Regions from separate parts of the Mus musculus genome. Here region 1 is linked to region 2. Evidence: chromatin contacts called from ENCODE Hi-C or POLR2A ChIA-PET data. All regions are on one chromosome and are shown on one strand. Each heading gives the region's core, a stretch centred on a gene start or an enhancer-like site at or near the end of the contact. The rest is flanking DNA. Distances are from core to core; before and after follow the strand shown.

What was found. Hi-C counts contacts between places; a loop is a spot of excess contacts on that map. ChIA-PET counts read pairs that join two places held with the same protein, here RNA polymerase II (POLR2A).
Region 1: a loop to region 2 is called in a map of T-helper 17 cell, with 1.8 times the contacts of the local background. The contact joins the promoter of Anxa2 here to the promoter of Ice2 in region 2. A Hi-C loop is called at or near these places in 1 of 37 maps with a recorded cell type or tissue (T-helper 17 cell). POLR2A ChIA-PET finds 5 or more read pairs at or near these places in 1 of 5 experiments (Patski).

Annotation. Positions count from the first base shown.
Region 1 is chr9:69,451,178-69,455,918 of GRCm38, forward strand. Anxa2 (annexin A2) reads left to right here and starts at 2,506. Exons shown (of 13, transcript NM_007585.3): 1 at 2,506-2,562.
Region 2 is chr9:69,396,145-69,400,890 of GRCm38, forward strand. Ice2 (interactor of little elongation complex ELL subunit 2) reads left to right here and starts at 1,854. Exons shown (of 16, transcript NM_145618.3): 1 at 1,854-1,909; 2 at 2,802-2,943; 3 at 4,333-4,437. The coding sequence starts at 2,903.

The DNA.
Region 1 (4,741 bases), core at 1,256-3,755, 56 kb after region 2:
AAAATAAAAAAATAAAAATAAAAATAATAATTAAAAAAAACTTAAAAAGAAAAAAAAGCCTCCCTATGGAAACTGCAGTGTGTCATGGTGTGTCACACAGTACACCCCTTTGCTCAAACAGCTTTTCTTGCAGTGTTCATTGCAGTGAGTTCTTGGTCTGGTTAGAGGCCTCTGGCTTCTGCTGCACCATCAATACTGGATCCTCACTGTGACTCCTCTCGGATATCCTGTAGATGCCCTGTGTCTGGAAGTTTCTGCGGCTTTGGATCTGCAGGACAGGCCCTGCATGAGGTAGATGTTGGGATGAGCCAACTGAAAGCCCTAGGTCTGGGCTACCTCAGGTAGCACAGTCAGCTTTCACTATAGATTCTGGAGACTGAGCTCTGGTCTTCACGATTTTCAAGGCAGGCACTTTACCTCCTCCCATCCCCCACCCATCTGACCTTTTTGTGGATTTTTATAAACTATCTAGTCAGGGTATTCAGTGTAATACAATCGTTGCTGGCATTGGTTAATTTGATTTCCAAACCATCCCAACTGTGTCTCAAGGAAGAGTCCCCTCAGATTGGCTTTTGATAAAACGTGTATCAGATGAATTTGCAGACAGAACCAATGAGATCCCCCGATGGAATGTGAGATGCTAAGGAGATAGGACAAGAAGAAAGAGCTCGTATTCAGCAGGACATAAATGAGGCCTGGCCACATACAGCTCTCTGTACATTTAGCTTTGCCAGATGTCCACAATAAGTCAAAAATAGTTTTGGATGGTTGGTGGCTTTTTTATGTTTCACATGATGTCAATTCAATGCTACTTCTGACATTGGACCTCCTACCCTCCCTCACACATGCAGGAATGTGGAGCCTGCGGGCCTGGGTGGAGAAATAACCCAGGGAGGCAGGCTACTGCTTGCTGGTAGTGTGTGCCTGTGTCTTATGTTCCAAGATGTTCACCCCCAGTAGTCAGATAAACAAGGTTTCTGTCTTTAAAGCTGCCCACACTGAAGCACTATGAATGTAAATCAGACATTGTATCAAAAGGGATATCTTGTTTTCTGTTTGTCACTCTGCTGGGGCCAACTTCACAGCTACCTGTCTATGTGACAGTGGGCACTGTGCCTATCTCTTCCCCTAACTGTCATCCTTTGGTTCCTAGGAGTGAATTGAGACCGTAGTGGAAAGTATAAACAGATGTTGATATCAGAAGGGACCAGGGCTGGGAAGATAGTGGCCTAAGATCTTGTAGCTTAAGAACCTGAGTTCTGTTCCAAGTTCAGGTAGAAGGCTTTTTGGCCAACCAATCTTGCCTAATTTGTGAGCTCCAGGCCAAAGAGATACCTTGTCTCAAATAACAAGCTGGGCCAAGGTGGGTGCTCTGAAGGGACAGCATCCTAGAGGCTGACAGCGCCTTGCAGGTCATGTGTGATACACGTGACCACGTGTGATACGAGTGAACCACAAGCACACACAACTAGATGGAAGAGAATCGTTAGAACCTAGAGAAAGCAGAGAGGTAGACTCTGCAAGGACGGAGTTGAAAGACCTAGTGTGACTGGGCAGCGGTGGTGGTGTACACTTTTAATTCCAGCACTGGGGAGGCAGAGGCAGGCAGATCTCTGATTCCAGACGAGCCTAGTCTCCAGACAACCAGATCTATACAGAGAAACCCTGCCTTGAAAAACAAAAACAAAACAAAACAAAACAAAACAAAAGAACCAAAACTAGTGTTTAAGGTATTTCCAGCTCTCTTGCTAGCTTGAAGTTTAATGCGGTGTGAACAGTCACCCACAAACACAGTTCACTACTGCGTTGTTTCCTGGAAAAGCAAGCTAGAAAAGAAACAATATGACCCAGAGAAACAGTTTGTCAAGGAATGAGAAGGGGGAAAAACCTTCAATAACCTACAATTAGGAAAAGACCGTAGGACCTGGGGTGTATTGGAGTACTGGGGGAAGGAGGTACCTTCTAGCCTTACCTCTTAGTCTCCCTAGCTGGTTAGAGGCCTCTCCGCTTTGATTTACAAGGCGGAGTAGACTGTGTAAAGCAGGGCCAAGCGAACACCCTCCTCACACTGCTCCAGCTGGTGACCAGAGGTTAAGCTAATATGTTTGCAGACAGTGATGGAGAGCTGGGTGCCAACGGCCCAGTTCAGAGGAATCCAAATATATGCGCCTTGAAACAATTCTACCCTCCATTACCTCGCTGCCTAGAAGCCTTTTAAAAGCAAAAGAAGTGAGTTGGGCAAGCCAAGCAGCTGAAATCTTAATAACCCAGAGCCAGCCTGAGCAGGGCCCTGTACTCTAGGAGTAAGGGGATTTGGGCGGGGGAAATGGGTGGATACTTGTAGGGCCTGGGGAGGCGGTGGAGCTGTCACGTAGGGCAGGACTGGGCTTGGGCTACGTTCCAAGTTGGATGAGTCACCCAGCAGGGTGGGAACAGGCCGGGGAGGGAGGGGATGTGGGGCGGCCTCGCGCTGGGAGGATGGGGCGGGTATAAAAGCCCCACCCAGCCCAGCCGGGCTGCTCCGCTTCAAGGGAGGCTCTCAGCGATACGTGCCCGGCCCAGGTAAGTGGGGCGCGGCCCGGTCGCCCGCTATGGCCTCGGGGTTGCGGTGCTGAACGGGGAGCGGGCAGGCTCCGGCGATGGGGACCCCGGGAGGCACGGAGAGGGACCCACTCCACCCGGTGATCTGCGAGGCCCTGCAACAGAGTTGCAAAGTGTCCCGCAAGTGACCGTGCTCTTTGCATGCCACTCTCCTGAGGGGTCGGGGCGCAGGGGTCGGGGCGTGCTTCCCCTTGAGGTTTCCTCGGAACGGGGAGACCCTTTGTGGGGCGGGGAGCCGAGGGGGCGGCATTCCAGACGTGCTAGATGTCAGGAGGGGGACTGGGTGTGGCCGCTGGGGGAGCCTCCGGCCCAGCAGTGAGAAGTCCCACTTCGCTTTCCGCACTGCGTTCTCTCACTCTGGACCGTAACTTCTGCAATTTCAGGTGAATTTCCTTGCAACTGAGGGACGTGCCTTTGTGGAGTCGGAGCAGGGTACCTGGGGGAGGTCCAGGGGGCACCAGAACCTCAAGTCTTGACTACTGGGTGCCCTTCTTTACAATCTCAACTCAGTCTTCGTCATGAACGCTAGATTGTCTGCTAGGTCAGCGACCTCAGACTTCATTTCTTCTGGGGAGTTTGTGGCTCGCTTAGAATGTGTGCAGAAGGAAGTGTCCCCGGGTGGTTGTAGGGAACGTTGCCTTGACTGTGCTGATGCCACCATGAATCAGTTGATAGGGTCTATAGAAAAGGGCGTGGTTCCTGGGCCTCAGGTTCCAAAGCTGGCGCGGAGGGCTGTGGTTGGAGAAGTTTCTTTATCTATGAAAGTGGTTTCCGAACTCTGCTGTTGATAGCGCCACTCACACTGAGTTATTGAAGGTTTCCGAAAACAAGTTCATTCAAAAATAGCTAAATAAAGCGTACTGAAACAGTGTCATGCAAATGTAAAAGCAAAGCAAAGGCAACAAAATAACTGTTACTTGAGACAGAGCCGTAATCTCAACACTCAGAAGACTGGAGCAGCAAGATCCCTTTTGAATCCGACCTGAGCTACATAGTAAGTGAGATTCCTGTAGGGGGAAAAACCCAACTACCAAAAAAAAAAAAAAAAAAAAAAAAAGAGAGAGAGAGAGAGAGAGAGAGAGAGAGAGAGAGAGAGAGAGAAAAGAAAAAAACCATGAGCTTATGATCACGATCAAGCTTATTGGTAATTGGTAGAGTACCGTAGTAGGTTGAACTTCATTCCCAGAACTTGAAAAAGCTATTCATGTGTGAACTATTATGCCATATTCAACTCCAGCCCTTAAAAGCAACCATAAACTCTTGGAATTCAAGATCCTCAGCCTGAAACACTCAGGAGTATAATTAGGTGGGTCTGCAACTTGGACTCGGGAAGCCACTTCCCTGCCCAACCCCAACAAAGCTATAGAATGTGTTTGGAATCCCAAGCTAGCACCAGAAAAAGATTAATTTGCAGTGTATCCGAGTTCTGGCTAAAGGCAGGGGAGCAGAATGCAAACTGGGGAGGGTGAGGGGTGATCTGTGGGTAGGAAGAATAAATCACTGATGTGGGGCTCAATTTTTTTCTCCCTTAGTTCTAAAGATAGTCTTGATCAAATCATAAATCCTATCAATTGGAAACCCTTCTCCCGTTTCTGTTTCCTGCATTCCTCCCACTGTCTTGCAGCCTGTGTCCCTTGACCTGTTAGGTTGGCTTTGGAGACTTGCAGTCCCACCCACTTCCTGCTCCTTTCAGAGTATGAAGCACTCTGGATCTGAGTCAGGGAACTTGGAGCCAGCAGAGGAGACCAGGGCAGAGAGATCCCTGTCCTCTTCCGCTCTCCGAAGCACACAGCTGATCTGAAGTCCAAGGGTTTCTCCAGAAGCACCCATCAGGTCTGCTGCAGCAGGGCAACCCACTAGGTGCATCTCTCGGTTGAGGGTTTCCTGTTCGGTGTGTTAGAGGTTCAGGAAGTTTGACTAACTAGCCAGGCAGCACTTGAGGCTTTGACAGAGGCCTTGGACTGGTGCCTCAATGTTTCACATCCTGTGTCTTTGAGCTATTAAAGTACCCTATTGATTGGCATTAGGCAGGCAGTCTTGGTCATTAGCTTCCTGGCTAGTCTCTGCTTTAAGTAGTTTTCCTGGCAAGGCAGGAACTCTTCTAAATTGCTATTGATTTTTGAGGACTGTGGTTTCTCCC
Region 2 (4,746 bases), core at 604-3,103:
CACCATTACATAACCACACTGTCAAGAGGATAGGGCAGCACTGGGGCTACAGCTCAGCGCTAATGCCTGGTTAGCATACTTAAAGCTCGGGGTTAAATCCCCAGAACAGCAGCAAGATAACAGCTAAATACGTGATAGAAAAGAACTGTAAAATCTGCAAAGCACTAAATCACATTTAATAGAAGCCCCATTAGAGTAAGAGGAAATTTCTCAGTAAAAGCCCTACAGGCAAGGAAAGCACAGAATGACATATTTCAAGTCAGGAAAGAAAACAACTGCCAATCAGGATCACTATACTCAGCAGAGCTATTCTTCAGAAATGAGGGGGAAACAAAGATCTTCCAAGATAAGCAAAAACTGAGGAAACTGGGGACTACCAACCTTACCTTACAATGGATACTTCATGGGGGACTCAGAAGTGAAAGAAAGATAACATCATGGGTGTGTTAAAACAGTAATGTTACTAGAAAATACACAAAAGACATATAGAAGAGAATCAGATATTTCAAGCAAGTGAAAGAGGGAAGATTAAGATGAGTAAACTTGAAAGGGGAATATTTATTTATTTATTATTTATTTATTTTTATTTTTAAATATTTATTTATTTATTTTCGAGACAGGGTTTCTCTGTGTAGCTCTGGCTATCCTGGAACTCACTCTGTAGACCAGGCTGGCCTCGAACTCAGAAATCTGCCTGTCTCTGCTTCCCGAGTGCTGGGATTAAAGGCGTGCGCCACCACACCCAGCTTAAAAGGGGGTCATCATTTATGGTTCTAGCCACAACATCTTGTCTTAAAAGATTTATTTTTATTTAAATGTCTCCATGTGTGTACCACATGTGTTTGGGTACTCTCGGAGGGCAGCAGGTAGGAGGGCAGCGGGTAGGTACCAAATCCTCAGGAGCTGGATAACAAATGTTTGTGAGCCACCTCATGTGGGTGCTGAGGACTGAACTTGAGTCCTCTGGAAGAACAGCAGCAAACAGTCTTAACTACCAAGCCTTTTCTCCAGCCCCAGTAACACTTAAAGTGGCTCGTCACTCTCTTTTTTGATCCGTTTACACACGATGACTTAGAGTCCCAAAAATCAGAAGTTCTGGAAAAGCCGGTTTTAGTTTTGGTCCTTCTTGCACTCAACACCAAACAGAAAATATTTGTGCTTAATCCATCTCTTTTTAATGAATTGCTGCAAGAATAGCGTGAGAGACTCGAAGGCCCACTAGCAGACATTGGCCTATCTCTAAAATGAAAAAGAGAGTGGAGTGGAGATTTTGGGTGTAATGAGAGCCTAGTATGTGTTGAGTAGTGCGCTAAATATAGCTTCATTCTTTGTCTTATTTAGACCTTTCCAAAACCCTTATCTGTATGTAATAAAAATTGATGATAGGGGCTGAATATGTAACTTGGTAGGGTGCTTGCCTGTCATCCTGAAAGATTAGGTTCCCTTTCCAACACCGTATACATGGGGTGTGGTGGTAGTGCATGTCTGTAATCCCAACACTCAGGATGTGGGGGTCATAAGGATGAGAAGTTCAAGGTTAGCCTTGGCTGGAGTACATAGGATATTTAAAGTGAACCTGCCCTACTTGAGACACTATTTCTAAGACAGACAGACAGACAGACAATCAAGCACACACATAAAAACTACTGACGAGTCAGGATCAGAATGAGGGAAGCCTGAAGTTACAGCCTGGGTCTACCTGGTCCCTTAACACTGTGGCCAGTCCTCCCTTTGCATTCGCGCGCAGGCCCGTCCCGCGGCGCTCGCGTGACGTCATCACGCGCGGCCGTGCGGGCGCCCTCGGGGCTTTTAAATGAGGCCTTCGTAGGCGGGCAGCAGTGAGTTCAGCACAAAACGTGTGTGGAAGCGTCGGCTTTTCTCGGGGGCCAGAGCCGCTTGGGACCCTGAGGTGGGCGGAAAGGCGGCTGCGCGCCGACTCCGGCTCGTCGGGAACGCGAGGGGCGGGAGAGGGAACATGGCGACGCGGGTCTGAGGCAGCGCCTCACCGGACTTTGCTCACAGGCCTTCCTCGGCGGCTTCCCTCACGTGTCTTCCTCGGCGGCTTCCCTCACAGGCCCTAAGGCTTTCCTCATTCGACCCCTCTCCTTCCCCGATACTTTTGTCTCCCTTTGCTTCTCTGTAGTTCCCTCCCCTCCCCCTCAGCCCCACACTCAGGGGAAAGGAGAGGTAGGTGGTAGGCGGAGAGGGACGCCCCTGAGACCCCATAGGGACCCAGAGGCCAGTTCCTGCATTGGACTCCTAAGTATCTCAAGGCCGCACGGGATGACAGGGACAGACACCCAGCGTGAGTGAAGAAGTCAAGCTACAGCGTTAATTCCGATGACACCTTTAAAGGTGCCTGTGAATTGTTTTCTGGAGTTGCTCGCACCTGAGTGTCACAAGTGCAAAGTTCTCTTTGAAAAGGACACGGTCCCTGGGATCCAGAGAGCCTTTTCTGTGTGCATCGCATGTCATAGACCGCCTCCATAGCTGTATATAACTAGAGGAAATGGAAACACGATTTGTATTGGTGGTAAGGGAGTGAGGGGAAGGGAAGACAGCCCTGCCATAATGTAAACAATGCGAGAACACAGGGCACCCTTCTGGTTTGGGGTCTTACTAACTCAGCTAATGTTGAGGCTAACACTCCTTGCATAAGTTAAAGGGAACGGATCTTTGCTACAAAGAATCGTTCTGCCTGCCTGTGTGTTTTAGTCACTTGAGGTAGATGCTAATCAAGCAAAGGCTTTTTATGACCCAAGGTGATATAGGTTTGATCTTGACCTTTTGTTTGTCTTCAGTTAACTGTAGACTCTAGGAAGGATCCGACCCTCACTCTCTGGGAGCCTTCACTGCCCAGCTGAAATAATTGTGGGCTAGAGTGAAGGAGAATTCTAGGAAGATGAGCTCTAGCATAACCATGAGTGAACCAAGGCTGAACTGGTGAGTTGGTCCTCTTCCTGATCCACTGTGAAGGAACAAGCTGGGGATGGTGGGTATCATAGGAAAGGAGATTTCTGGCCTGGAGAGATTTTATAATTTTTAGCCACCAGGGTCTCAGAAATTACCCTGTTCATATACCAAGTTTGTTGAGTTATAGCTGACTGATTTTTAAAGATTTTTTTTATTATGTATATGAGTACACTGTAGCTGTCTGCAGACACACCAGAAGAGGGCATCAGATCCCATTACAGATGGTTGTGAGCCACCATGTGGTTGCTGGGATTCGAACTCAGGACATTTGCTGAGCCATCTCTCCAGCCCCCTAGCTGGAAAGATTTCAATTCCTAAAATGACAACCTAACACTCAAGTTCTTAGTTATAATTTTATATCATTATTACAGTTTTCTTGTGGAGAAGTGCTCGAATTGTTGTCAATATTTCAGTTTAATTCCTTCACTCAAGTAACATTGACCATAACGTATCAGTCTCAATTATAATGGGATATTTTGGGGTGGGGTGGGGGCTGGGTCTCTCTGGTCTCCAGGCTTACCTGGAGCTCACTATGGAGATCAGTCTGGCCTTGTACTCAGAGAGATCCACCTGCCTCAGCATCCTGAGTGCTGGATTAAAGGTGTGTTCCACCATGTCCAACCTGTACTGAATCATTTACAATTCTTCCTAGTACTAGAACTAGGTATTCTCATGATATCTAGGTATTCCCTAGATAGTTCTGTGCTGTGCAGATGCTCCCCCACACCTCTGGCACTGTGATACCAAAGTGATTTTGAAGTGTTACAGTTTCCATTCCCACAGATTAATCCTTAAATTAATCTCAGTACTTCAATTCTTTATTTCTTTCATTTAACCAACATTGGCTGTATTAGTCTCAAACTAATTTTGATATTATAGAACTTATCACTTTAGAGATGGGTTTAGGAAACACCTGTCATTCACCCCATTTATCAAGTCAGATCAAGTTAACAGTAAATAGGAGGGCCAGTGTTTTCACTTGGCACAATAGTACCCAAATCAAAAATAAGTTGTTACATTTTAACATTACCATTCATGCCAGAGGTGAGCCCTGGCCCTGACAGACCCTTGATTAAATGTCATTCTGTCCCACCTTTACTGTTCAAGCTTCTGAAGTTATTTGTATACTACAGGAAAACAAACTATGGACCTTGAGAATTTCACACTGCTCCAAGCTTAAAGCTATCTAAGAAGTAAAACATGTAAATACACAAGATCTGGTACATGAAATTATACTGGCTAGGAGGTGATTGGGAAAAGCTGGGGTAGAGGTTATAACTTACAGCTCTAACATTATGCTTCTTTGTCTAACATGAGATTTTGAATTGTCGAGTACAAATAAATTACTTTATTCCACAGGGATGTTACACCCAAAAATGGCCTTAAAGCATTTTTCTCTCCAGAAAATTATAAAGACCATTCCATGGCTCCAAGTTTAAAAGAACTCTATATTTTGTCTAACAGGTAATATTCACTTGGTTATTTAATTTTTCATTTCATTGCTGTTTTTCTGATAACTGAAATTTTATGACTATCATAGTAAACATTTGAATTATAAAAATGTAAAAAATAGAAGAAAGCTGCTGATAACACTTTGATATTTACCTTTCTCCATACACAGCTGTATATTTATATACACAGAATGAGATCATAGTTGTAATTTCATCAGAACACCATAAAACATAATTCTGTCATTAAAAATCAGTGTTTGTGTTTTTCATGTATACGTATAATATTTTACCCTTAATCTTAATTAATAATTGCTTATTCTTT